Regions from separate parts of the Homo sapiens genome. Here region 1 is linked to region 2. Evidence: chromatin loops called from intact Hi-C (ENCODE). Cell type or tissue: heart left ventricle. All regions are shown on one strand. Each heading gives the region's core, and the rest is flanking DNA. Links, peaks and the distances in the headings are about the cores only.

The links. Hi-C counts contacts between places; a loop is a spot of excess contacts. Peaks named below come from ENCODE experiments on the same cell type or tissue, not always from the same donor. Only the 100,000 strongest peaks of a DNase experiment are listed, where the experiment ranks them.
Region 1: a loop joins it to region 2, with 2.6 times the contacts of the local background. A loop is called at or near these places in 6 of 110 quality-filtered maps.

The regions. Positions count from the first base shown.
Region 1 is chr3:38,528,056-38,541,347 of GRCh38, forward strand. No RefSeq gene overlaps it. Among named protein-coding and RNA genes, the nearest start is that of EXOG, 38 kb to the left of the region's middle. RefSeq lists an enhancer at 3,341-6,486. In heart left ventricle, for the core only: a CTCF peak has its summit at 752; a DNase peak (open chromatin) is centred at 5,456; H3K27ac peaks cover 4,185 bases.
Region 2 is chr3:38,720,811-38,737,043 of GRCh38, forward strand. SCN10A (sodium voltage-gated channel alpha subunit 10) reads right to left here. Exons shown (of 28, transcript NM_006514.4): 16 at 7,732-8,091; 17 at 5,796-6,242; 18 at 4,364-4,504; 19 at 2,620-2,743; 20 at 1,448-1,602. Among named protein-coding and RNA genes, the nearest start is that of SCN5A, 79 kb to the left of the region's middle. RefSeq lists an enhancer at 1,326-6,106. In heart left ventricle, for the core only: no CTCF peak of the experiment used is centred there; DNase peaks (open chromatin) are centred at 3,403 and 5,165; H3K27ac peaks cover 3,163 bases.

The sequences.
Region 1 (13,292 bases), core at 639-8,638, 190 kb before region 2:
TAGGCTGAGTTCTATACTTGGAATGACTCTGAATGTTACCATGTCACCTACCTGTGTCCCCTGGCCTCATCCTTGTGAGTACATAAGTGTCATTGATATCACCTCTGTGAATCGCAAACTTCCCATTAGCAGCCCATCCCTGAACCTAACCCTGCACCCAGGGTGCTGTTTGTTCCCTGCCCACCCCTTCATACCTTCACTCTGTGTGTCCTTCCCCGTCCTGGCACACTTCCAAGTGCCTTCTGTATCCTCACTATAGTTCATTCTGATGGATTTGGTCAGGGCTGGGCTCACATCAGGTGTGAAACTCCTGCTCCTGCCTGTCTCCATGCCTAGCCTCCATCTGGGATGCTTTCCTGGATGTCATCCTTCTTGGAGATTGTCTATCGGGGATCCAGTGTTCCTTTTTCCAGTCTAGCCCCACCTTCAGGGAGCAAACCTCAGGTCATTAGGGCCAAGCAAGATGGACTGCATTGACACAGGCCCCATGCAATTCAGGACAGTGGGGGTGCCGATGGGCTTTCCTACTCCTGAACATGCCAACTGTGGTCAAGGGGTGGACTGCCCCTGAGTGTGCCAAGTACCTCTAGGGGTCACTGTGGCCTAGTGTCACTGCAAGACTTAGTTTCAGCTGTGGCACCACCCCAGTATGGAACTTGCAGCTCTGTAAGCCACAAAGAACTCAGTCAGCCTCAGACATCAGGCACCAGGCACTCAGGCTGGATGGAATAGCAGAGGTTATCTTGTCCAGTGGGTCTCATGTTTGGCTCACATCAGAATAGCCTAACAGCTTAATAATGTTCCCCTAAACTTTGTTTTGAGAAATTTCAAGCCTACAGAAAAGTTGAAAGAAGAGTGCAATGATTGCCCCTCCCCCCAAATTTTGTCTCGTTTGCTTTCTCTTTTTTCCAAATTATTAAAAGCAATTTGCTGTTTTTTTTAAAAAAAGTAAATTATAGGCATGACACTTCACCTTTCTAATACTTCAGCTTATATTACCTAAGAATAAGAACATTCTTATTTTTTAATATAATTTTAAATTTTATTATAATTTTAAAATATCACATCTAAGAAAATTACCAGAATTTGATATCATCTAATAAACAATTCCTATTAAAATTGGCCCAGGTGTTCCAAAATGTTGTTTATGCAATTTTTTCCCTAAATATAGGTTTCACTCAAAGTTCATGTTGTTATAACTAGTCTCAATCTAGAATAATCTGCCTCAAAAAATAGATTCTCTAACTCTTCTTGAGGTTTTGATTCTGTAGATTTGGTGTGACGTTGGAATCAGTATTCTCTTTTTTTGAGAGAGAGTCTTGCTCTGTCACCCAGGCTGGAGTGCAGTGGCGCGATCTCAGCATACTGCCACCTGTGCCACCCGGGCTCAAGCGATTCTCCTGTCTCAGCCTCCTGAGTAGCTGGGACTACAGGTGTGTGCCACCACACCTGGCTAATTTATATATATTTTTAGTAGAGATGGAGTTTCACCATGTTGGCTAGGCTGGTCTTGAACTGGCCTCAAGTGATCCGCCCACCTTGGCCTCCCAAAGTGCTGGGATTACAGGCGTGAGCCACCACGCCAGCCTGGAATTTATATTTTCTAAACAAGTAACACTGATGATTCTGCTGATAAACCAGGGTTTCAAGCCAGACTGGCCCTCTACTATACCTCCACCCTCTCCCAATACATATAGCCACTAGACAGGAGTCCTTTGTCAGATAAGTGGTCTTTGAGCTTCCGAATATCTCTAAGGGAGTATGTTCTCCTATCCCTTTGGGCCCCCAGCTATGCAATTTTCTTTATAGTAGATCTTCATAAGATGAAGTTGAAACCTTCCCTTGTAATTCCTACCCATCAATGACAGGCCCAAACTGCCATTCCAGGCCACACAGAACTGGCTGGCACCTCCTTTCACCTGATAGTCCTTTTGAGATATGCAGCTTATAAAGACATGTGGCATCTCATGTCACGCTCAGGTGCTCATGAATTTCAGGCCCTTCACCATCATGATTTTTTATGCCTTCATGATGTGGCAGCCACATCTGAGCAAAGCATTCAGGACGCAGTGATAGCAGTGCTGAACTGAGTCCAGGGGATTGACCGCTCTTCTCAGGGACGCTCCACTTTTCACACTATATACCATTGCTTCCTGTGGAACTCGGTCCAACTAACTGCCTCAGGTCTTTTTCACATGATCGATCTGCTGTCAAATCACTTTCCCGTTATGCACTTACAGAGCCAATTTTTGGAGCACAAATGTGAGATTTTATGTGTGCCCAACTGTTAGGATTTCATCGTGTTACAGTTTCTACCCATCTTCAAGTGAGTTCACATTCTTGATGATCCCGATTTGGCCATCTGACATGGTTAGCTATGCATCCGAGCTTTGAGATAGCAGATTGAATAAACAAGCCTTCAATGCGTTTGTTAAAAGCATTGAACAAGACAGAGCCATGGAAGATCCCTCTGGTAGAAAACTCACTTTACATGGCAACCCACTTCACATACCCAGCAAGTTTCGTGTGATAATGTGCTCTGATGTTTTCTATTAAGTTCATTCCTGTTTGTTTGTTTGTTTGTTTACTTATAGAGACAGGGTCTCACTTTCTCACCCAGGCTGGAGTGCAGTGGTGCAATTGCAGTTCACTCTAACCTTGTACTCCTGGGCTCAAGCAATCCTCCTGCCTCAGCCTTCTGAGTAGCTAGGACTACAGGCATGTACCAGCATGCCTGGCTAATTAAAAACTTTTTTTTTCTGGAGATGAGTTCTCGCCGTGTTGCCCAGGCTGGTCTTGAACTCCTGGCCTCAAGCAATACTCTCACTTTGGCCTCCCTAAGTGCTGGGATTATGGGCTTGAGCCAAGTCACTGAGCCCATTTCTGTTTCTTTAGAAGGAAAAACACTGAATTGATTGCATTATGGAGAAATAAGTCTCCATCACAATTTGCCTGTGAGTCACTCTGGGATAGGGAGAGTGCCTGCCGCATCTCTGGGTCTACATGGCATGACTGGGCCAATGTTTGGATGCCAGCAGTGGGCAGGGAGGCTGCTGGGGAAACTTGGGGTCCCACATAATCATCTTTCCACTTGTCAGTGCGGGACAGTTGAGGACAACTGACTTCATCCTTCTGAATCAGGTTCCTCACCTGCAAGCAGGTTGAGAAGGACCTGCAGGATTGGTTGAGGATTGAATAAGATAACATGTGCAGTTTGGTAAGCTCTTAATAAATGGTAGCCAGTTACTGTGAATTCTTGAGAATGATTATTGGTGTCTGATGAAAGTCATCCTGATCTGAGAGAGTGAAGGACAGAGCCGGGCCTCAGTATGGTGTTAACCTGAGGTGGTGGAAGTGGTTCAATCTCTTCTCAAATCCTAAGACTGTGATGTGTTGCAACCAGCCCTTTGAGCATATCCGTGCTTTACAGTTTGCAGAGCGCTTTCCAGTTAGAGCTTATGCAGTCCACCATTTGAATCGGCGCGATTCATCCCATTTCACAAACGAAGCAACAAACTCTAGGAACTTACCAAGATTTTCCAGTTTCCAATCTAATGTTTACCCTCAACTCCCCCCTCAAGGTTGTTGCAGTTATTTTCATTTGCTTTCTTTTTTTTAATATATATATATATTTTTTATTATACTTTAAGTTCTAGGGTACATGTGCACAACGTGCAGGTTTGTTACATATGTATACATGTGCCATGTTGGTGTGCTGCACCCATTAACTTGTCATTTACATTAGGTGTATCTCCTAATGCTATCCCTCCCCCCTCCCCCCACCCCACAACAGGCCCTGGGGTGTGATGTTCCCCTTCCTGTGTCCAAGTGTTCTCATTGTTCGATTCCCACCTATGAGTGAGAACATGCGGTGTTTGGTTTTTTTGTCCTTGCGATAGTTTGCTGAGAATGATGGTTTCCAGCTTCATCCATGTTGCTTTCTAATTCGGTCATTCATGCATTTACCCATTTCAGCCCTACAGTGCCCTGCTAACTCTTTAGAGGCAGGAGGATAATGGAGTTGATTCTTTTCTGAGGCCCCTGCAGGGTTTTGCAAATAGTGAGTGACACTCAAGAGATGTTTTGGAGTTATGCAGCAAGTCAGAAACGTGGAGCTTATCCTGCTTGAGTCCTAATGTGCTCATTTCACTTGGGCAGGGGGCGCAGGGACACAGAAGGGTGGAGACCTGGGTCCTGCTATGTGGCTGTGATCAAGCCTGGGTCTTGAATAACACCCGGGTACTGAGCATTGCTGAACTCATGCCTGAACTCCCAGGGCACTTTCCCCGGGCACCCTATGTTAGGCTCTGCAGTCTCGTCTGTGGTCTGAGGCAGTCACCCTGGTGGGAAGATGGAAGCGTGGAGGTGGCAGTCAGAGTGCGCTGAGCAAGGGCTTTTGTGTGTTTGACCCTCGGAGAAGCAGAGCTAAAATTAGGTCTTCCAGCTGTGTGCAGGTGTGAAGCCCCACCCCCTTACCTACCCCCAACCAGGATCTCAGAATTATTCCCATCCTCTCCCTCCTCCAGCCCCAGTTACTCCACAGGCACAGGATGAAATGTCCTACCTCTGGTGATGCCCGGATAGAAAGATCTACCCAAATGTCCTTCAAGGCTGCAGGGGTGGGGGCAGTGACAGGCAGTGACCTTAAGTTTGCTGAGCCTCCCTAGCACCTTTGAGGTCTTGGTGCAACCGGGGCCCAACTGGCTCCTTCTTAGACCACCAGACAGGATGATGTTTTGGTTCCCTCCCTGCACACATGAAGGGACCCTGGCTTCTCCCACTAGCCTCTTGATTGATGTGCTCTGTGCCCCTACTCTGCCCACCACTTCAGAGAGAGCCTTTGACCCCTCGCCACCCATCACCATTCAGACACAGATGGAAGAGAGCTAGTCTGGGGGCAGAGATGGAAGAGCCCTGCCCTGGGGGGTCTTATCCAAGGCAGGTGGAGCCCAGGATGATATGATTTGATTGTGCTCTCTCTCCCTGCATGAGGCTAGAATAGGAACAGACTGGCCCTCCTCAGGGATAAATGTGCCCCTCACTCCTCCTTCACTATGGCCCTTGGAACCCTGCTCTCAGGGGTTCCCCAGCTGAGGCTCATACTCTTTCATGTTCTGGTCTGGGGTGAGAACCTGCCTTCTACTTCTGGCTCCTCGGTGTACCTGCGATAGGATCTTAGTTAAGTAGCCGCTCCTCACTCTTCAGTTCCTTTATCTGTAAAGTGAGGGGTTGGGGCTAGACAGTGTCCAGCATCCCTCCTCTTTGGTGTCTCTTAATTGTCCAGGGCAGAGCAATCCTTGGAGCAAGGCAGCCTGCTGCGGTGGTTTGCAGAAGAGGCACAGTGGGGCGGGCTGGAGGCCGCAGGGGCAGAGTGGGCCGAGGGCCTCTGATGAGGTGTGAATGAGGGAGGCAGAGCAGGGCTGGTGTGGACAGCCCTGTCCCAGCCCTATCTCCCGTCTGCGACACCCTCTCCACACCCCAGTGCTGATAAGCGGGTGTGAGCCACGGCCGCCTTGTGACAGGCCCTTCGGCAGGGAGGGTGATGGTGGGGGTCCACTCCACTTCTGAATTCAGACGTCAGCATCTTTTTCCCCCAACCCCCATTGCCCTGTCAGACTAGACAGGCCCTAGCAACCAGGCACCCTCCCTGACAGTCCCTGGCTTGGAGATTTGTTTCTGCTCCATGTGGCCTCAGCCTTCTCAGAGATGGTAGGAGACAGACCTCCCTCAGTCCTTTCTGGCAAAGTGCCAAGGAGGATGACCACCTCCCACCCCCATCAGGCCCGTTCCTGCAGTGACTGCTGATGCTGGGGCCTGGCACACACAGTGCTTCTTATCACTGGGCAAACTTCAATGGCTGATCCTTTTGTCTCCTCTCCTCACCCCATCTCCTCTATCGCTGTGACCATCAGCTTCCAGTCTTCCCCCTCCAGCTCCCTAGCTTTTGGGCCATTTCTGTGTCTGGGCCCACCTCTTTCCTCTAAGGCCACTGTTCACCAGAAGGCTGTGCCAGAAACCTCTTATTTCTGGATTCACTGGGATGGGGTGGAGGGAACGGAAAAGTCTTGGAGAAAGAGAGACAGAAACTTGGAGCTCTAGGGAAGGGGAAGGAGAAGACAAATAGGACCAAGCCAGAGGCTATAGGAAACCCTTCAGGGTGGAGGGTCTTGGCCCAGGTGTCTAGCCCCTAGGCTCTATGGCACTGAACTCTGAACTTCCTTCCATGCTCTAAAAGGCTCTCTTCTGTGTTCAGATCTGAAGACTATTTTGATTAGCAGGCTGCATCCATACTGCTCCGGGCAGTCCCACTGTATGTGTCTGTGGGGAAGGGTGTGCCTGTCCTCCTGTGTGCATTCCTGTCTATGGGTTCCATTCTCAGCCTCTGCATAGCTTAGGAGGCATCAGAGCATCCTGAGAGCACAGACTTGAGCCAGGCTTATTAGCCTGGGGTCATATCTTTGCCATCTTAACCAGGTGGGGGAGCTACAGCAAGTAGCGTAACTGCCCTGTGCCTTGGTTTCCCCATCTGTAAAATGAAGATGACAACATGGATGATAGATAATACCATATACCTTGTAGAACTGTTATAAGTACCAAATGAGCTAAAATAAGTAACGTGTTTTAAACCGTATCGGGTACAATGTAATTATTGGCCATTAGTAATATTTTTGTAAATTTTATTTTAATATAATTTCAAACTTAGATACGGAAAAGTTGCAAGAAATTCCCATATGCCCTTTATGCAGATTCAGCAATTGTTTATATTTTGCACATTTATTTTATCATTCTCTCTTTCCTCATATATATGTGTGTGCTTATGATGTACTCTGTATTCGTATCTACCATATATAGTATATATACACATACGCACATGCACACACATATTTTTTTCAGAGTCACGTGAGAATAAGTTGAATACATCATGCCTTTTTTGCCCTAAATACTTGTGTGTTTTGGTAAGGACAAGGATATTCTCTTACAAAACCATAGTATAGTTATTAAAATCAGAAAATCTAACATTGGTCTAATACTGTTATTGAATCCACAGTCCACGTGTATATTTCATCAGTTGTCTCATCATATCTTCTTTCTTTCTATTTCTTTCTTTCTTTCTTTCTTTTTTGAGATGGAGTCTTACTCTGCTGCCCAGGCTGGAGTGCAGTGGTGTGATCCTGGCTCATTGCAACCTCTGCCTTCTGGGTTCAAGCGATTCTCCTGCCTCAGCCTCCCAAGTAGCTGGGATTACAGGCATGCACCACCACAACCAGCTAATTTTTATATTTTTAGTAGAGATGGGGTTTCACCATGTTGGCCAGGCTGGTCTCGAACCCCTGGCCTCAGATGATTCACCCACCTCTGCCTCCCAAAGTACAGGCGTGAACTACCAAGCCTGGCCTATTTCTATTTCTTTTTCCTGTTCCAGGGCCACTCATTGTATTCAGTTTCCATGTCTCTTTCACCTCCTTTAATCTGGGAGAGTTCCTCAGCCTTTCTTTGTGTTTCTTGAATTTGACAATTTTGAAGCGTGCAGGCCAGTTATTTGAAGAATGATGTTGCTCAAATCCTGTTGGATGCGTCCTCATTATGACTTTCAGGTGATGTGTTTTGGGGATGATTGCTGAAGGTGATGTGTCTTTCTCAGAGTCTTACATCAGGAGGCACATTATGTCAACTTTTCCACTTGTTAGTGATATTATCTTTGATCACTTAGTTTAAGTGGTGTCTGTTCCCCCTCCTGTAGAATTACTATTTTCTCTTTCTAAGTAATAAGTAATTGTGGGGAGATAGTTTGAGACTATATTCCTCATCAAACTTATACCCACTAGTTTTTGCCCACTAATAATTTTTTACACCATCATTACTTCTAAACTTACTAGTTGGCCCATTCATACTGGCTCCTGTGTCTTTTGACATTTATCTTCATCCGTCTTTAAGCACTTTTTTGCTTTCTGGCACAATAAGATGTTCCAGGTTTTCTGGTGTTTTCCTGGCTCTAGCCCTGAATCAGCCATTTCATCAAGGAGCCCTGGTTCCTTTTAATGGAGAATGATATTTAGAAACCAAGATTTGGGTGCTGTAGGTGCTCATTCATATGGTGTGTTATTGCTTCCAGTTGGTCCTTTTTATTATCCATTCATTTGGATACAATGGTGAGGGCGCCACTGAAGAAAGTGTGGCTTAGGGATGGAAAGGGGGAAAGGAGCCAGATGACCTAGGTAGAGACTCCCCTCTCCCCCTCTAGCTCTCCAGGTCTTCCCCACTTTCTCTTTCCTCCCTTTCCCTCTTCATCATGACCTCATTTCCCTTTTCTTGATCAAAATTCCTCTGGAGATTCCAGCTGTGGGAACCTCTGAAACCACTTCTGCAGCTACACGTGTGATACCAGAGGCAGACAACTATGTGACCTTTGTGTGTGAAAAGCCAAAGGCAAAGACAATTTATGAGAAAGTTTTTGCTGAGAACAATCTGGTGACAGGGTGATTGGGGAAGACACATTTGGAAGATTTCCACCTGGACGTGTTCCTTTTCCCTGCCTGAAAAGCACTCAGAGCAGAGCCTGTGTGGAGGCTGGGATAGGGTGCTGTGGGAGGTCTGTTCTCCAGATAAGCCTCTTCAAGGCTCTGGGGACCAACGAGGAGGATTTAAGTGCCTGGTGAAGTCCACTCTCTGTGTCCACAAGTCACAGAGACAGTTTAAAATGAAATAACTGGAGTTCAATGAAAGCCACTTAAATAGCTTTCTTAGTTATGTAAATGTAGGGTGAAGAATGAGTGGCCTTGGTCCCCCACCTGGAGTTAGTTTATTGTTTTGAGACTAGATCCAAAGCCTCCTCTCCCTGAGATCTCTGGTATGCAAAGCTGGTCCCTGGAGGAAGCGCATCAGTTGACAGAGGGAGCCCAGAATCTCTGTGAGGGAAGAAAACACTATCCAACTGCTGCTCCTGGGATTTGAAGTGAAGAGAATTTGTTGGGATGAAGTGAGGTGGCCACAATAAAGGCGCTGGGCCATGGGGCTTCTGAAATGAGATTAATATGAGGAACACCTGAGTCTAGGGTGGTGCCCGGGGCTTACAACAAGAACCCACCTGTGTTTCCTGGGGTAAGGCTGTCCTTAGCATAGTGTGAGGCTAACTGCTGGGAGCTCTGGAGACTCTGCCATGCTGACATTGTGCCTGTGCTCCTGGCCAGGGACTGCCACCTAGATATGAGTCACAGTGGGGGGCCCCTGGGCTCCAGTTGACTTTGAGGAGTGATACTGTCCCTGTGAGGACGCTATGAGTGTCCTCAATAGTGATGTGGTAGTGCTGGTCAGACCCACAATCCCTATTTTCCTTGTTTTTTTGTGTGTTTTTTTTTGTTTTTTTTTTTTAAACACGAAAAAACAAACAAACAAAAACCTCAGAAAGTGAAAATCCCTAAAGGGAGGGACTGGACGTGTCATGTAAATTCTTGATTGGTTAACAGAAGAAATTAAAAGTGGATTGAGGGCACCTTTGTGCTCTGTGCCCAAGGGAAAGTTCAAACAGCTGCATTCACAGATACCAGAGACGCCAGTGTCTTCACCATCACCAGCGACGTGTGGGTGCTGCCTCAACAGGTATTGGGAACTTGCTCTTGTTTACAGCTTGGCTCCTCATGGTAGCTGTAGGAGGCAGGATCTGGGTGGATGGGACCTGGGATTCATTCTTAGAATAGGTCCCCAAATGGTCATCCATTTTGCTTGCCGAGGGCTCTGTGGGGCAGACGTAGGAGGCCTGAGGGGCTGCCTGGGAGGTGATCTGAGGAAGCCTCTTATGGCACTTTCATGGCTCTCCTAGCCAGAGACCAGAGACACCTCCTCTCCCACTTCTGAGCGCTCCATCTACCAATTTTGCATCCGAAATAGCTCCCAAGCTTCTCATTCTCTACTATCCCCATCCTGGTCCAAGCCACCCTCATCTCTCCCTATAGAGATCACCTGACTGGTTATTCTCCCTCATTGCACTTTGTACTCCCCTACCCCGCCATATAGTTTTGTAACTATAAACAGCCTTGTTTGTGGATTTGGAGGTGAATACCTGTTTTCCTAACTTGATTGTGAGCTACATGAGGACAGGGACCTTGTCTGGTTTTATCTATAAGATGCTCAATGTGTGGTTGCTAAACAAAGAGTGGACAGACGCCTCGGTTTCCCCAGCTGGTCCCTATGTAGGCTGATCTCACTTGATGGGAGTGAGTGAGTGAGGAAGGGGACCCTCTGGTTCTGGAGCCTCTCATCTGGCCCTGCTGCTCAGTATTCATTGATCCTTCAAATGTCAGTGTGTCCACAGGAGAGAAAGGGTGGCAGGTAGGGCTGGCAGAAGGCAGATGTGTGGCTTTATAGTGATCCTATGCTTGGGGCTGGGTGGGTTTCAGCTGGGGTGTGGGAGCAGAGAAATTGGCTTTGGGAGGCTCTGTGATGGGGGCCTTGCAGCAGGTGGGTGGTGAGGGCAGCATGGAGGTGGTGGCTGGCCTGGAAGGGAGGAGGACACTGGGTGGCTGGGGTGCCAAGAGAGTCCTGGTGGGGGCTGGTAGCTGGGAAGGCTGGGCAGGGCTGCCCGCAATCAAGAGGGTGACAATGAGTATGAAGAGTATGCTTAGTGGAAGTGAAGGCCTGGGAGGCTGGGAGGACCAGAGGTTCGTCTCCCCCAGCCGCGCCCTTGCTCCTTGCTCTCATCTTCCTCACCCTTCCTGCACCCTGGCCGCTTGGGACCTCCTCTTCTCCCTGATCTGGTCTTTCAGAAATCTCTGGCCTCTAACCTCTATAACCCCTTCCTCTCCCAGCCTCCCAGCCCTGTCCACTCCCCGAGTCACATCCCCACCAGCCCTCCTGCCCTGCCTGCAGCCTGGGCCCTGCTGAGCTGCCGTGCCCTTCTCTCATCACCTCCTCCTCGCTCCCTGTGGCACCTTGGCACCAGCCCCAGATCTGTGTGCACTGATTTCCCAACATTCCTGTCCTCCTTCCCACCCCACTGCCCCAAAGGGAGGGGCTCAAGGACTTGAGACGCTTCCCTTGGGGGGCCCAGCTTTCCCCCAGAGTCAGGGAGGGATGAAGGCAGGGCTGCTGGAGGGCTGGGCCCGCAGACCTGTGGAGCTGCCTAGTGGGAGGTAGAGGGCTGGAGTGGGAGAGCATGCGGAGCCACCGTGGGGGCAGGAGATGCAGCCCTGCAAGGCCACACTGCTCTCCCCAGCTTCCCACTGTCTATTGGTCTTGCCTGGTGTCACCTGCCCTTCCCAGCTCTGCCTCTGACTTCTGCATCTCCCCTGATCCTTTCAGTTTCTCATGGTCCTTCTTATGGGTGATTAAGGAGTTGGGCCCTAGGCCATTTCTGGAAGGCAGGAGTTGGAGGTGAGCTTCCTGTTGCCTTGTGTGTGTAACTCTAGAGTCCCGTAGGTGGGTGGCTGCTGGACGTGCCCTGGGAGGGGAAAGGGACCTGTAAGGGTGTGTCCATAAACAGAGCGATTCTAGAACTCAGGGATGCTACTGTGGACAGGACTTAGAGATTGTTCAGCCCCCACCCTCTTCCACAACCATTTATAGATGAAAACATTGGGCTTTAAGAGGGAAATAGGATTGACATGAACGAGTCACGTAGGGGTTAGTAATCATCATCACTGTCATCATACTAGACATTTATTAAGTGCTTACTATATTTGAGGGATCATTGTAAATTCTTTACAAATCTTAATTTTCATAGTCCTCACACTACCCTGGGAAGCAGCTGTTGTTATTTTCCCCATTTTACAGACAAGGGAACAGAGACTGGAACAGTGAGGTCAGTTTCCCCAGATCACACAGAAAGCCTGTGTCAGAGCAGTGGAAGTTTATCACACACAGGGAGGCTTGCTCCTTCCAATGATGATGTAAGCGTATAAGCATTGTTGAGAGCTCTTTAAAACAGTGGCAGACATTTCACCAAAGAAGATAGAGGAATAGCCAATAAGCACATGGAAAGATGCTCACATTATGGGCACGGTGGTGCATGCCTATAATCCTAGCACTTTGGGAGGCCGAGGCAGGAGGACTGCTTGAGCCCAGGAGTTTGAGACGAGCTTGGGCAACATAGCAACACCCCCATCTCTACAACATTTTTTTTTTAAATAGCTCATGCCTGTAGTCCCAGCTACTCAGGAGCCTCAGGTGGGAGGATCGCTTGAGTCTGGGAGTTCAAGGTTACAGTGAGCTATGATTGTGCCACTGCACTCCAGCCTGGGTGACAGAGTGAAACCCCATCTCTTAAAGAAGAAAAAGACATGCTCAACATCATTAGTCATCAGGGAAACCCAAATTAAAATTACAAGATACACCTACTCAAATGGCTAAAGTTAAAGGAAAAATAAGGCTGGAAATAATAAATGCTGGCATGGATATACAGCAACTGGAACTCTCATTGCTGATTGAAAAGCAAACAAATGCTTTGGAAAACATTTTGACAATTTCATATAAAGTTAAACATACACTATTAATATAACTCTGAAATTCAATTCCTAGGTCTTTACCCAAGAGATAAAAACATAGCCAGGTGTGGTGGCTTACGCCTATAATCCCAGCATGCCTGGGAGGCTGAGGCAGGCAGATCACTTGAGCTCAGGATTTCGAGACCAGCCTGCGCAACATGGTAAAACCCTGTCTCTACCAGAAATACAAAAAAATTATTTGGTATGTTGGTACATGTCTGTAGTCCCAGCTACTTGGGAGACTGAGGTGGGAGGATTGCTTGAGACTGGGAAGATGAGGTTGCAGTGAGTAGAGGTCATGCCAATGCACTCTAGTCTGAGTGACAGAGTGAGACTCTGTCTCAAACAAACAAACAAACAAAATCCAAAACACATAAGCCCACACAAACATCTATATACAAATGTTCATGGCAGCTTTATTCACAATAGCAAAAAATGGTAAACAACTCAAATGTCCATCAACTATTGAATGGAAAACTAACTGTGGTATGCTCATATAATGGGATACTGTTCAACAATAAAAAGGAACAACTGATACAGACAATGACATGGATGGATTTCTAATGCATTATGCTAAGTGAAAGCAGCCAGGCACCCAAGGCTACAAACGAAAATTCCTGCACTTATATGGACTCTCCAGAAAAGGCAAATCTATAGGAACAGAAAATCGATCAGTGATTGCCAGGAACAGCAGACTGACCATGAAGGAGATGAGACAACTTCTTGATGTGATGGAAATATTGTATATCTTAATTATGGTGATGGCTGTACTGCTTAAACATTTGTCAAAACTCATCAAACTGTGCATTTAAGAAG
Region 2 (16,233 bases), core at 902-8,901:
AGCACCTGGCCAACAGCACATGTGGTTATTACTTTAATCCAGCAGGACTGGAAGGAGAAGAGCATAGGTGTGGAGAAAGCACTGCCCAGCCCTCTCTTGCCCCTGCAATTTGGCCTCTACACTGTGCTGAGGTCCGTGTGGACAATCACTGCCCTGTGCCAGGGCACTGGGCACCTGCAGCCGCTGTCACACAGTTCCCCCTCCACCCAGGATGGCAGACCAGTCCCTGCCCCGAAACTCTCTTCTCCCTTGGCTTTGCGTCATTGCCACCCTAGTTTTCCTCCCACCTCTCAGATCCTGCCTCGTCCCGCACCTGTGCTCCTCCCTAAAGCTGAGGCCATGCACCGAGCAGTTTTGTCACCCTTCCTGGACAATCTGGCATTTAGATGGAGGCCTAGATATTTAGTAGGTTGTTTTTAGAGAGTAAATGACACATGAGGCGCAAGATGAGTGAAAACACTGCAGCCGTGAATCGGAAGAGCGGGACTGTAGTCCTAGCCCTTCAACTAATTAGCTGCCACCCTGAACTCTCTATTCCCAGCCCTTCAACTAATTACCTGAAGCCCCTCATGCCTTTGGGCTTTGACTTCCTCATTTAGAAAATGCAAACAACTGAGGATGTTAAGTTCCTTCCTGTGTCTATGTCTACCTTGGTCTATTGGCGGAGTAGTTGAGATTGTGTAAGGAGCTTAAGCCACAGTACAGAGAGAACCTTCCTTCTTTGCTCTACAAAGCCCAGTATTCAGCCAGGGCCTTAGAGATGTCTCCCAACTCTGAATCTCTATTCCCATAAGGCCTTGTTATTCAAAGTGTGGGTCACTGAGGGCAGTGCAAGCATCACCTGGGAGCTTGTTAGAAATGCAAATTCTCAGGCCCTGCCACAGATTTATGGAATGAGAATCTGCATTTGAACAAGCTCCTGGGAGATTAAATTTTGAGAAGTGCTATTGTAATGATTTTCTGTGAGCTTTAAAGGAGTAATTAGTAGCATTTGGAAGTGGTTTGATAAGGAAAGATAGTCCTTTTTGTATTGTAGGCCTTCAGAGAAGGCCGTGTGTTGGGGAGGTCAGAGGGTGGGAAGCCAGGGGCTTCGGGATTAAATAAGGGCAAAGCTGGGTTTTGCTACTGACAAGTTGGGTGACCTTGGACAAGCCTTTTAAACATTTTGAGTGTCAGTTTCCCCATCTATATAGTGGGAGGCATACACTCACTCACTCAAATGCTTGCAGCCAGGTTTGGCAGGCCATGGCACGGGCACCTTGAACACCTCCCATGCTCTGCTGCTAAGAGGGGCCCTCGCCCTGGGCTGCAGCTCTCCTTCTAGTGACAAGGTTGGGGACTTTCAGCTCAGTAGTCAGGAGAACCCACTGATGCAGCTCCAGGGCCTTTGGATTGTAGGAGATTCCTATCTGGAGGATTTGGGGGCAGGGACTATGCCTCCCCTTACCAGAGATCCACTGCTGAGCAGGATCATGAAGATGATGAAGCTCTCAAACCAGCTGTGCTCCACGATACGGTAGCAAGTCTTGCGCACCTGCCAGCCCACATCCCATGGACTCTTGGTGGTATCCAGTTTGCAGCAGGGACAGTGGCGAATGCATCCTGTGGGGAGAGGTGACTGATGGTGGGTGATGGCCAGTGGGCAAAGGGGATAATTTCTGCTCCTGCTGCAGAGAAACCATTCTGCTAGGAAACCCACTTGTCATGCCCTTGGAAAAAAATTCTTTCCTGGAATATGGGTGAAGAGGGGTCCCTTCCAGGGAGTCCCTCAATCCAGACCAACAGGTGTTCCTCTCCATCATCAGTCTTGCCCACTCTGATGTTTTTCCTAGCCATATCCTTCTTACAGATGACACCAGTGGTCCCTGTCCTTCTGCCCACCTATACCTGGAAAACAGACAAGCTACGGCGTATGAGCCTGGGGGTGCCTGAGGGGGATATGCTCCAAGCCCAAGCTGAACTGAGGGCCACGACGTGGCTGGGATGGGGATTGGGTCCAGCCCAGCTCAGCCCAGCCCAGGGTCAAATAAAACTATTAATAAAAACTCAAGTATTTAAAAAATTTTTCTTTGTATTTTTAGAAAGCATTGAGGCCACAATTCCCTTTATAGAATGGACTCTTGATTCATTCATTGCACAAATATTTATTGAGAATGTAATGTGCCTCACTGTTCTAAACACTGAGAGGAAAGATGACTAAGACACAGGTTCTGCTTTTGAGAGCTAAACAAAAGATTGAGGGAAGCAGATACATCATGGCCTTCCTCTGGGTCCTTCATGGTCCAAATCAAGAGTTTTCAGTGGTGTTTATGGTGGTGACTACGTTTCCCCCTTTCAACTCAAGAGGGCTGGTTTAGAACTCACGGAGGGGTTTTTGAGGGTAAAGAGGAAGGCCCACGTCTCTCCGTAGTGTCTGATAGGGCATGAGATGCAGATACCACGGCCAGGCTGCTGCCACCTGGGGCATGTGTGTCTGATGCGGGCGCCCTCAAGCCTGGGAGTGAGGCAGCAAGTGGGCACAGCTTGTTTGTCTTCTGTGGATCCCAGGTGAGTGTTCGCTCAACTGGATTCTGGCCCTAATTAACATCAGTGTGAGGGGGCCTGTGGCTGTCCCTTCACCTTCTGTGAAGCAGTCATCTGGTTCTTCCAGGTCATCTGCCAGCTCAGGGATCTTCCTCAGGATTTCCTCAGGATCTAGGCAGTCCACCGTGCTGCCCTCAGAGGAGCTTGTGTCGTCCACTCCCTGCAGGGGAGAAGCCCAGGGCAGTGAACTCGTCTCTCCGCGGGGCCCGGGGAATTGCACACGGTCACTGCAGGTTCAACTGCACCCATGTTTGGTGCCTCGCCAGCTGAGGCCTGGAACACTGCTCTTCTCCCTGGAGCCCCAGAGGCTTAGCTGTGTGAGACTGTAAACCTTCGGGGCCCCTGATGGAGTGCTGGCAATGGCCCGAGACACCGTAATTACACCCATAACGACTCTCAGCATTCACTGGGCTTGAATATTTAATCATGGAGTAATGCTGCAGGGGCCTGCTGCCCTCCTGGCAGCTCCAGCCCTATAATGTCTCCAGATGAATTCAATTAGGGGTTGAAGTTGCTCTCATATTAGTAAACCTGATAGCTTTGCTAATGGACCCAAATGGTGGGGCGGGTCCCCATTTGTCGCTGTCAGGCCCCTCCTGCCTAGCCGGGGTCATGGACAAGAAAACAAAAACAAAAAACCAACACCCAGAAGTTGTGTACTGAAAACATTGAGTAGGGACAACTAGCCAGGGGAGTCCTTGGAACATTTGGGAAGAAGCATGACATCCACGTGCAGAATGTGACAGCCCTCACCCAGTGGGAACCAAGCGGCTTCTGTTCACCCACAGCCCCCAAATCCCGTCCCAGCCCTCCCTCTTATCTTACCCTGCTGTGGTCAGCCTTGCCTAGGGCACACAGCCAGTAGCTGACATTCTTCAAGCTGAAGGGCTTGATAACTTTGGGGATGAATTATGACTTCCTTATCTCTGTTGAGCCCAGTGCCTGTCACAAAGTCAGCACTCAGTGGCTAGGTGTCAAATTAAATTCTTGAATTGAAGGCAGTGTTATTAAAGATGCTAAACTTTTATAGATGCCTCTTTCCCTATAGCTTGTTTCCTTCAAGATTTGTAAGTGAAACCACATTTATTTTTACCTTGTATAAGACAATCCTAAACCTCTAATCTTCCAGCTCAGTCTCTGTGAGGCTGTCACTTCACTACTCACCTATAGAGAGCCTCTCCCTAGCCCCAGGCTACTTTTGCCTAGAGAAAATGATGTGGACAAAAGAAAGTGGGGGAGAATCACAAGGGAAAACTTCTTCATCTGTGAGCACCTCCAACTCTTATTTGCTGGCTCTGAAAGATATTTGACTTTCTTTGTGCGTTGTCTTTCGTTTCCTTTTTTCTTGGCTGTCATTTCCTGGGCACTTACTTTGTCTCAGGCAGGACCTAAACATTTGACAAGCAGCATCTCATTTAAGCTTCAAAATAATCCTACCAAGTAGGCATTACCATTCAGTTTCATAGATGAATAAATGGCGGCTCAGAGAGGTTTGGGAACTGATCTTAGGTCCCACAGCTTGTGGAGTCTCACTCTTTCTTTCTATACCTAGAACCACCCTGGAGTGAGATTGTGGCAATGGTATATGGTGAAAGTTGAAATTGTGCGGATTAGCCGGAGGTTGGGAGGGACTTTAAAAATTCCCAGGATAAGAAATGAGGTTATGTGATTGAGTGCAGTCTGGAATACCCCACCTTCACCGCCACCCTCCAGCCTCTACCAGCCCACTGCTCAGTGTCTGGCTGGCTGTCCAACCTCTCCAGGAAGCTGACATACCTACCTCAGCAGGGACCTGAGGAACAGACTCATCTTTCCACGTCTCACCCAGGGATGGAGCCAGGTCCTCAGAAGATGTTCCAGTGCCTGGGCTCCTGGGTGTCAGGTGGTCCCCACACCTCTCGACTTGCTGCAGCTGCTCCTGCTAGTGAGAGAGGGTCCCAACTGGGTGCCTGGCCCCACCCTTAGATGACCAGTTCTAAATTTGAAGGGATCTTGCACATCACAGGCTGCCAGAGCCAAGAGTTTCATATATGCAACTCATGTACATACATATATACATACACGTGTGTGAAGTGAGCATGAAGACTATAGCTAGATAGACCTATGTTTTATCCTTGGGCTCCATTAATTATAAGATGTGTGACCTTAGGCAAGTTGTTTAACCTCTCTAATCTTCATTTTTCCCAGCTTCAAAATTGAAAAGGCTAGATCTGCATCATTCAGCTGTTTTGATGACTAAATATGTTAGCGCTTGTAAAACACTTTGCACGAAGTGCTTGGCTCAATAGATTTTAGCCATGACCATTGTTATTTGTCCAGAGGTCAAAATTGTAGGGAACTTGGCCACCTGGAGCTCCCTAAGAGCCCCAAAGTAACTGAAAATGCTTCTGAGTGGCAGACAGCTGTCACAGAGTTCATGCTCTCTGCTGTTACCTAGACAAAGGCATGTAAAATATGGCAGCTGATAACAGCAGCTGCTGGAACACAAGTGACGACTGCAGGGAAGAAGGCTATGGGAGAGCTACAGACTCAAAGCACAGCTTTTCTGGACCACTTAGTAACCTGGCCAGCAGCCCTGCATGTTCCTGAGGCCTCACAGGGTTCCCTGCCTTCCCACGTTGGGCAGAGGTGAATGCCCTGAGTTACTGAGAAGAGGTTAGCGAGGGTTGATATACCAGCTTAAGGTAGTAAGGAATAGTGCCAAGTATTTAAAAATATATATTATCAAATGGCTCAAATGTGCTTTAAATTAGTTGGTGCCAAAAGGAGCGTGTCATTTCCCTGTGATACCACTTGTGGGGAAAAGCTGGCTAAATGAGTCACATAAGAATCAGGACTTCTTAGGATGCTGGTAAAGATTAGATGAGCCTTGCTCTTGGACAACATCCTGTTCTTAGAGAAATCTCATTAGCATCTCATGCACAGAGCCTGGGTTGGGCAGAGCGCATGGGACAGCTGTGTGAAAGACAATCCCCAAGCACCTCAAGGTGGCCTTTTGCTCACCTGCTGCCCCCCACTCCCTGTTTGTCTGCCTGGGGAATTCTGACTTTTTCTTCCAGGCCCTGCTCAAACGCCAACTCCTCTGGAAAGCTTGGCATGGTTTAAACTTCTTTATGTCAAGGTCTCCTCTGCATTTCCCTTTTGCCCTTTGTCACTCAAGCCCTGAAGCCCCTCCCCACTGCCTGTGGCTGTCCCTTGGGGATAACTCTTACCTGTCCTTTGGGGATCACTTCCTGCTGGAAGCTCTGAGCATCTTCCCCACCATCATCCTCCAAGTCATCAAGATCAGATTCACCCTCAGCAATGGGCACAGAGACCCACACAGTCGGATTAGCGATGAAGTCACTGTGCTCATCCCTGGGGCCTCTGGGAGCTTGGAGCCCTCCAGAGCTCCCCCTGGCAGTGTTGGCAGCAATGTGGTTCTCAGCCTTGGAGCTGGAGAGTGGGAGTTTCACCACCAGCTCAGGCTCTGCCTTGGGCTGGGGGAATGGGCAGGACCTGCTGAAGAAGCTGCAAAGAGCCTGTTTGGTACGATGGCCAAAGACCTGGATCCGTGCCAGGGCCACCTGCAGGTTGTTCACCTCCCCATCGTCCTCCGGGGCTGTGAGGTTGTCAGCACTGAAAGAGTTCAATAGCAGGGCGATGAACAGGTTAAGCACCTGAAGAGAAGGAATGGAAGGGAAGATTGATCAATCTCTAAGCTGAGCCCCACATTGGCCTACCGGGTTAGCAGCTGGCTGGCAAGACAGCCACGGCCTGGGCCTCTTCCTGCCCACCCGGGATGCTGTCCCTTTTGGGGGAATGGACTTTCTGAGAGCAGTTGAGGGAAAGTTTGGGGATGTCCTGGAGTGACCCGCCTCAGTGGACGAGGCTTGGAAGCATATTTTCCACCATAAAGGAGGAGCCCCCCGCTGAGCAGAGGGACATTTAGGGACAACAGAGAGAAGGCACCAGCCCTTCCTGCAACCACCCTCATGTGCCAAAGCCCTGGGCTCTGTTCCTGACTCTGGAATCCTGGGCACATCTTGCTGCTTCCAGTTCTTCACTTGAGAGCAGATGAAGAGCGGTTGTGAAGACAAAATGATATGAGAAATGTAAAAGTGCTCAGAGGGGTAAACTTCCTGTCTGAGGGTGAGGGGCATCTGTGGCTCTGCAGGGATGGTGGGCTCAGCCTGGAAGAACAGAGTTTCTGGGATGCAGGCAGAGGCATCCCTGGCTCAGGCACCAGGGTGGAAAAGACTAAAGAGTCTGGATTTGTTGTTGCTTCCCTTTTCTTGGTTTAGCTTTCTTCTGTCTATAAAACTCATGAGGAAAGAACCCAAGTTGGTTGATGTCCAGGGCAATAAGAAAGGGGCTTCTGGAAGACTGCATCCTCCCACACAACCAGTCAGTCCCAGGAGGGCAAGGACCCCACCATGACCAGAGTGGGTGGAGACAAGCTGAGGGCAGGGGGCCAGGCTGGGGCGGAGAAGGGGTATTGGGGCTTATTGGCAAGTGAGTCTCCAGAGGGGCTTCCTCCAAACATGGAGTAGATTTTGTTATTATTTCTGTGGCCTTGGATGTTGTCCGTGACCCATTGTGCCCCCTCCCTGCAGCCTCTCCCCCTGCTCCCAGCTAGGACCTGTGCAGCTTGGAGAAATCAGTCAGCTCTTACTTCCCTGAATAAAAATGTTTTCTGAGCCCCCTCAGATTGGGGAAGGACATTTTTCCTTTAACAGCTAATAGACACCGTTTATTGAGTTCCTGCCTCAGCCCAGACATTGCATTAGGCAATTTGCATATGTCATCTCCTGTCATTTAATTCTCCCAGTAAACCCATGAGTAAGCATTATTTTCTTGATTTTAAGGAAATTAGATCTTGAGGAGATTAAGTCTCTTGCCTGGGGTCACCCACCTAGTAAATGGTGGAGCAGAGATTCTACACCAGGTCTTTCTTTTCTAATCATATGTTCTCATTCCTGCAAGTCAGACTGCCTCCCAAGGCACACTTCTTGTAATGAATCCCACATGAATTTGAAAAGTTTGAAGACTTTTCAACCAGAGAAGTACAATCTGGGCATAAAAATGCAGATCAAAGCTTTTTCAGATAACCCAGAAGCCTTCTCCTTTCCCCAGGAGACAGTGCCCCCAGCAGGGTTCACCACTCACCACCAGGTTCCCTAGCACCATCACCGTCAAGAAAAGGATGAGGCATATGGATTTTTGGCCAACTTCCATGCAGGCCCACATGTTCTCAATCCACTCTCCACAGAGGATACGGAAGACAATGAGGAAAGAGTGGAAGAAGTCGTGCATGTGCCAGCGGGGCCAGTCTTCATGGGGCGCGGAGATATTTTTTCGGTTGTTACGGTAGTTTTCCCCTAGGAGCTGCTTGCCAACCAGAGCAAAGACAAAGACAATGATGGCCAGGATGATGGTGAGGTTCCCCAGTGCCCCCACTGAGTTTCCGATGATCTTGATGAGTGTGTTTAAGGTGGGCCAGGATTTGGCCAGCTTGAATACGCGCAGCTGCAGAGAAACAGAGACCGTCAGGTTTTGGTAGCTGTGCTCATTACCTTTCATCTAAAGTTTTGCCTGGAAACCAAAGATCTGGGAAAAACACAAGGCCTCTCATCCCATTAAACCAGGGCGTTTTCTGGACACTGCTTTTGGAGACCTTTCTTCCTATGCTATAAATTACTCAAAAATATGATCTGCCTTCTATGGTTCATAAGTATCAATGTGCTTCATTGACTGTGGCTGAGTCAGGGTCTTCTACTGGGGTGGTGGCCTTGCGATCTGTACTCTGTTCTATAGCCACAGGCCTGATCCCTCCTGAATATGGGCCTCTTCTGTGGAGGTGGGGTGGGTGTGATGGGGCTCACAAATAAGTGAGAACAAGCTTATTTATGACTGAAGAGAGACCAGCCTCCTTCGGGTAGGGGATGACCCACTGCATTCGATAGGTATTGGCAAAACATCTCTTAGGGCATTTCTCATCTTGGGGCAGTGGACAACATCTGTTGCTCCCACCAGCTTTGAAACTGCAAATGTCCATGATTTCATGGACTCAGCATTCATAAGTTGATTTAATTGACCAACGAACCTACCCCCCAGAACTCCAGCCGTGCAGGTGCATGGCAGTGTGCTAGCCTATGAGGTGTATGAAGAGAGGTGTGTGGGCTCTTGCTCTCATGGAACCAATGGTTTAGTTACTGAGAAAAGATGAAGTCTCAAAAGTCTTCACTGTAAACTCAAATATGCTAAGTCCCACAAGACAGCAAAATCATCAAGCATAAAAATGTATGTGTTTTAAAATATATTTGTATGGTTCTCTAATTTGTCAGGAAAAAAAATCTGAGCTCAACTGTCAGTCTGTCAGTCAAGGTGTGTTTATGGAGCACCTACTAAGAGCCAGGCTGTGGCTTAGGTGCTAGGATGCAATGCTGAACACAACAGTGTAGCTACAATTTTATCACCCATATCCGTGAGTAAATCCCACGGGAGGAGGTTTAATCCTGTTATACAGTAAGTGCTGTATGCACCTCTTTATGTGATGGGGGAGAGCGGGTCCACGTTCACCTTACACCCAATCTGGAAGTTACTCTCCTCATATGGGAAGCAGAGCTTAAAACAACAACTCTGTGGACTGGTCACAGAGGCAGCTGATAAACACAAATAAAAACTGAGCATTAGTAACTAGTATGGGGAGCAGGAAACGTAGTCCATGGCCTGCCGAAGGTTGTAAGCCTAGCAGGAATTTCTCCCTGCTTTAAGACTAGATCCCAAAGAGCTATACCCTTCATGTAAGGATGAACCACAAACAATCCCAGGAGAATGCAAGGAAAATTGAATGGCTGGTGTTAGGTACCAGCTACAGGAGGAAAATTGACGCTGAGCATTTGAAACAACAAAGTGGTGCTCATATAGGATTTTATCTGGAATTCACACTACCTAGGTATTTTAAGTTGAGAATTTAATTTAGAGCAATTCTACAAAGTGCTCTGCAGAATTAAATGCAAATACCTCTGGAGGAACCTGCCTTTATCTCAGGTTTCAAACTATTCCCTCAAAAATTGTTTAAGAGTTGCAGTAAAAAAACAAACAAAAACAGAAGGAATGAGTCATCAAGAGTGAATGAGATCTTGAAGAAACCACAGATGTGGAAATAGTCATTCCATTTCTTCAGATGATAGAATTATTAGTCAGAGATAACAGTATAATTAGATATAATATGTTAAAGAAATAAAATAATAACTTGAAACTATGTGCAGAGAATAAAAAAACTATAGATAACAATAACAAGTTGTGAAAAATACACTCTTAGAAATGAAAAATATAATACTTAAAATTAAAAATATTATGAAGAAGGTTTGCATCAGATTTGACACAGTTTGGGAGAGAATTAGTGAACTGAGGATATATCAGAATAAATTATTCAGAATGTAACCTAGAGAGACATAAGATGAAAAATAACAAAATAGTGTAAGAGACATAGAGGATAGAATGAGAGAGTTTAACATCTATCTAACCAAAGTCCAGAAGGAGAAAAAATAGAATGGCGTGGAGGCTATGACTGCCCACATCATGTCTGGGAACTTTCCAGAATTGAAGAAAATTACAAAACTAAAGATTCAAGAAGTCAGTATATCTTAAGCATTATAAATGGAAAGAAGTCCACACCTAGACATATTACAGTGAAACTGCAGAACACCAAAGATGGATAGAAGATTTAAAAAGCATCCAGAAAGGAAGGAATAACAGTTAAATTGAAAGCTGACTGCTCATTAGCAACAATGGAGGCTAATTGTTGGAATACTATCTTCACTGAAGGAAGATAAAGTATCAACTAGAATTTTACATTCATAAGAAATGTCTCTCAAAGACACGGGCAAACTGAAGAGCAAATTTCAGATAAACAAAGAGGTTATGGCCAGAAGGCACTTACTAAAAGAAATTCTAAAGGAGGTACTTCAGGTAGATAGAAAGTGATCCCAGAAGTAATATGTAATGTGTAATATACAAGAATGTGAAACTGTGCTCCAAAGGGTTGAAGAAATCAATAACTAAATTTTTAGGCTTACAGGATACCAGATAAGAAATAACTCACTGAAAATCTGAAACTCAAACTGTGTTCCAAAGAGTAAGAAATCAGTAACTTACAAAAATTCTTGAGTTTTTAGGATAGCAGATAGGTAAAGAAACAACTTGCTGAGACACTGAAACTCCCTCCCCTTGTGTGATGATGAAAAAACAGGCTGAAATCAATTGGAACCAGGATGGCCGACTGGAGTTTGTGCAGAATGAGCTTGCTGACGTCATGGACTGAATTTCCACTTCATATTGCATACTAACTCCCCCCAGATTTGCATATGCAACCCATGAGTAAGCATGAAGAGATAACTGTGCAGGCCCATGGACTCTCCAAACCTCCCCTTTCCTTCCACCAATCACCTGCAAATCCCGGTATCCACCCACTAAACATTTTCTAATAAAAATACTGCCTTGAAGACAGCACAGGGAGACAGATCTGAGCTTGACCTCCTGTCTTCTTGCCAGCCAGCTTGCAGTATTAAGCTTTTCTTTTCTCAAAAGCCTGGTGTCCTCGTCTTGGCTTCCAAAGTCATAGTATTGGCTTCTAGAGCATTGGGCAGTGAGCCCCCACTGGCTCTATAACAAAGGTATAAAGAGCAAGAAAGTGCTAAGCATGAGAGTGAATCTAAATAAACATTGAGTGGACACAACAACAATGTCTTGTGAGATGTGGAAGAGACTGGTCATATAGTCTCCATTCACTTTTCTCCTCCCAGACACAACGGAAGACTGTTTTCCAGTTTTGCTTGCAAATAGTTGGGGTCATGTTAGTGGGTTCTGTCTGGTGGAATGGAGATGGAGACAGAAGTAATATACATGACTTTTAGGCATAGCCTTAAACCCCCTGAACTTTTTCTTTCCCTTTCATGTTCACCATAAAGGTCACTAACTGAAGATGGTGACATCACGATATGGGATAATCCTAGATCCTTGAGGCGCTACTTGAAGTAGACACTCCCAGGAGAGCTTCCCAACAAGCACTGAATGTGCTGTGAGACATACATCTCTATTATGTTAACTCACAGATTTAGAGGGTATCACTGCAGCTAGTTGTACTTATCTTGAGTAATGGAGAAATTGCTTCATTGAAAAAAGGTATTGCCTTTTCAAAAGCATCAACTATGTGGCACTGGCTTAATGATCATGTGGTGGGCAACAAGGAAGCTGATAGGAGAAGGCTTGGAATGTCAATCTATGTTATTCAGTGACAAAAATATTGCTGGCAAAAATTTTGAGGCAGAGCACGAGCCTCATGAACCAGCAACCCTAGGGGAAGGGTTTATTAAACCTTAGTATTGTGGGTCAGTTGTAATTGGCTATGTTGGTCAAGACAGTACAAGAAAGAGATTAGCTCAGGAAAGATTTAGCTGGTTTATAAGAATAAAAGAAAATATAATCCAGAAGTTTAGAGCCTTGACGATTTAGGGAACTGTACTGCTTCTAGATTCCAGGCAGTGAGCAATGGGATTAAGTCTTCAAATGTTGAAGACTAGTTAAATTTTCCAATTAAATGAAACAACTCTTAGCAAAGCTTGTAGTAATGGTGTAGCCACTGTTTCTTGTGCAAGAGAAAGGCATGGGGAAAGGAAAGCAAAGAAATAAAGAACAATTGAGAACTTTGTCAAAGAAAGCACTTTGTGTGGCAATGAGAGGTCTGAAGCCATCTAAGTTTTTGAAGTAATTGTATTGTGAAATAAATCAAAATCCCTGACTGAAAAAGCCTTTCACTGTTTAAACCTTAAAACAAACCTTGGCTTTCCATTTTCCCACAAGCAGGAGGCAAACTTTGAAGTTATATTGGCCTCCTTCAGGCATGGCAAAGTCACTTCTTGGAGTCCCACCTAGAGCTGTCTGGCTTGCATTAGGCTATGATACGAGTGAGAAATAAACCTTTATTGGGGTCAGTTACTCAGTTTTAGAGATTGTCTGTATAATAGGTAGCTTTATTTTTCATTGATTAATAAAAATTTTTATAAACAAGATAAAATTAAAATACTTATCATTACAATAAATTGGGAAAGGATATCTGGAATGAAAAGTTGTCTTGGAGGAAGGTTAAAGATTTTAGCTAACTTTTGGCTTTGATTAAGTTAACTAATGGAGAGTTAATTTATGCTGTAATTTCTGCAGCCACGACCTCCTGGGCTCAAGTCATCCTCCCACCTCAGCCTCCCAAATAGCTGAGACTACAGACACGTGCCATCATGCCCAGCTAATTTCTTTCCTTTTCTTTTTTAAATTTAAAATTTATTTATTTATTTATTTATTTTTGAGATGGAGTTTTGCCCTTGTTGCCCAGGCTGGAGTGCAATGGTGCAATCTCAGCTCACCGCAACCTCCGCCTCCCGGGTTCAAGCAATTCTCCTCCCTCAGCCTCCCAAGTAGCTGGGATTAAAAGTATGCACCATCACACCTGGCTAATTTTGTATTTTTGGTAGAGATGGGTCTTCTCCATGTTGGTCAGGCTGGTCTCGAACTCCCGACCTCAGGTGATCCGCCTGCCTGCGCCTCCAACAGTGCTGGGATTACAGGCATTAACCACTGCCCCTGGCCTTCTTTTTATTGTTTTCAATGAGACGGAGTCTCGCTCTGTTGCCCAGGCTGGAGTGCAGTGGCATGATCTCAGCTCACTGCAACCTCTGTCTCTGGGATTCAAGCAATTCTCATGCCTCACCCTCCTGAGTAGCTGGGATTACAGGTGTGTGCCACCACACCCAGCTAATTTATATATTTTTAGTAGAGATGGGGTTTTCTCCTGTTGGCCAGGCTGGTCTCCAACTCCTGTCCTCAAGCAATCCTCCCACCTTGGCCTCCCAAAATTCTGGGATTACAGGCGTGAGCCACCCCACCTGGCCCCCTTGGCTTTAAAAAAAAAATGGCATAATCTTGGAACCTTGATACCAAAACCTGGCAAGGACAATGAAAGTCAGGAAAATTATAGATCAAATATTACTCATTGATATGGATAAAAAAATCTTAAGCAAATTTTTAGCAAACTAAATCTTCCAATGTATTAAAAAATGCATCACGATCAAGCTAGGTTTGAGCTGGGAATGTAAAGTTGATTTAACATTAGAAAATCAATTAATATAATTCACCACTTTAACAGATTGAAGGAGAAAATACATGATTATCTCAATACATGTAGAATAATTGTCTGATAAAATTAAACATCCATTCATGATAAATATTCTTGATAAAAGAGAACTTCCTGAACTGATAAAGATTTCTTATCTTTAAAAAAAGCCTGCCACAATTGTTAGAGGTGGTGAAATATTGAAAGGATTCTTTTTGGGATCAGAAAATTGATAAAGATACCTGTTATTAACACTTCTTTTCAACAGTGTACTGGATGTCCTAACTAGCACAGTGATCTAGTAAAAAGAACCTAATGGCATAAGGATTAGAAAAGAAGAAATTAGGCTGGGCGTGGGTGGCTCATGCCTGTAATCCCAGCACTTTAGGAGGCCAAGGCAGGCAGATCATGAGGTCAGGAGATCGAGACCATCCTGGCTAACACGGTGAAACCCCGTCTCTACTAAAAATACAAAGAATTAGCCAGGCATGGTGGTGGGTGCCTGTAGTCCCAGCTACTCAGGAGGCTGAGGCAGGAGAATGGCGTGAACCCGGGAGGTGGAGCTGGCAATGAGCCGAGATCACGCCACTGCACTCTAGCCTGGGTGACAGAGCGAGACTCTGTCTCAAAAAAAAAAAAAAAAAAAAGAAAGAAAAGAAGAAATTAAACTCATTGTTATTTTCACATGATGTGATTATGTTAGAAAATTTAAAACATTGTATAGATAAATTATTAGAATTAATAAGAGACATTTCTAGATACAAAAATGTTAAATATCAAAATGCTAGCCAAAAATGCCAGAAAAGAACATTTAAGAAGATATGCAAGATCCTATGGAGAAAATTATAAAAACCTCATGGAAACATTTTTAAACTTTATTGAAAGACTGGTATACAGCGTATACTATCTTCATAGATCAGAAGACTGAATTATGTAAAGATTATAAGTCTTCCCAAATTGACCTATCAATTACAGCAGTCCCTAATGGGAAAAACAATAGCAGTTTTGTGTGTATGTGGGTATGTAACTTGGCAAGATAATTCTAAAGTGAATATGAAAGTGTGCAGGCCAAGATATTCTTGAAGTAAATTAGGTGGATTACTTGATTTACAGACACAGATATATTTAAAGCTGCCATAATTAAGACTGATATTGGTGCCAGGATAGACCAATGGACTAACAGAGCAAATGGAGCAAGGCTTTAAGTGACGGGAGGAGAAGCAATGCTATTTTGGGAGAGAAGGAAGACAGACTTTTTATTTCTTCCTTTTTCCCTCCACCTTCCTCTCTTTCTTTCCTTCCTTCAATCAATCAACAGGTGTTTATTGAGTTCCTATGTATGTGCTGGGCCTTGTGCTAGGCCCTTGGGATAAAACGGTAGACAAGAAACTCTGGTTTTTGCCTCATGGGATAGCAGGACAATTGTAAATGCCAGGTTAATTTGATGAAGGAATCCAACTTTAGATAGTGTGGTTGGGGAGGTCCCCTCTAAGGAGGTGACAAGTGCATTGAACACAGAGTTTGAGAATAAGTGAGCTAAGTGAAGACTAAAGGAAAAGTATTCCAGGCACAGCGAAAAAAACTTCAAAGGCCCAAAGCCAAGAAGTTCTCTGTTATGTGTGAAGAAGAGAGAGTAGGCCTTTTTGGCTGGAGCAAAGTGGGCAAGACGGAGACTGGTGAACTGGCAGGTCCTGATTATGCAGAACTTTGTACACCATCATGAGGAGTCTGGATTTTATTCTCAGAGCAATGGGAAACCAGTGAAGTTATTTGTAACAAATGTAGGTACTAACATAAGATGTTGGTAATAGGGAAACTCTGTGTGTGTGTGTGTGTGTGTGTGTGTGTGTGTGTGTGTGTGTGTTGTGGGATTGATGGTATATGAAAGCTTTCTGTTCAATCTGCTCCAGTTTTCTGAAAACTGAAAACTGTCCTGAAAATAAAGTCTATTAATTAAAACCAGGAAACTGACCAGCTGGCGGTGATTTTTCTCCAGCATTTCTCACAGCTCAGGTGCAGACAAGGTGGAGAGAAATATTTGACTTAGACTCTCCGGTGAGGTTTTGGCAAACACAAAAACGCAAAGAGGCAGAGGGAAAAGGTGATTGAGTTTGTTTTCAAGGGCATAATAATATTGGTGGGCTGTGAAATCTAAGCTAGGTCATGAGGGAAGTGGAATAGATCCCAAGAAAGTGTGTAGTTGGTGGGTGTGGTTAGGGAATTGAGCACTGATCAGCATGTTAAATCAGCGAGGTGGGGACAGGGTAGCATTCCCCTGCAGAATCCTGTAGGGGCAGACTGTGAAGTAAACTTGCCTATTTTTGGTTGTTTGGGACTTTAGACTGTGGGATCAGAACAAAAGTAGCACATAGACCTTAAAACACTAAGCTTCTGCTTCCCCAAGTGTAGCAGAAATGTTCGTTTTTTTTTTTTTTTTTTTTTTTTTGAGACGGAGTCCCGCTGTTTAGCCCAGGCCGGATTGCAGTGGCGCAATCTCGGCT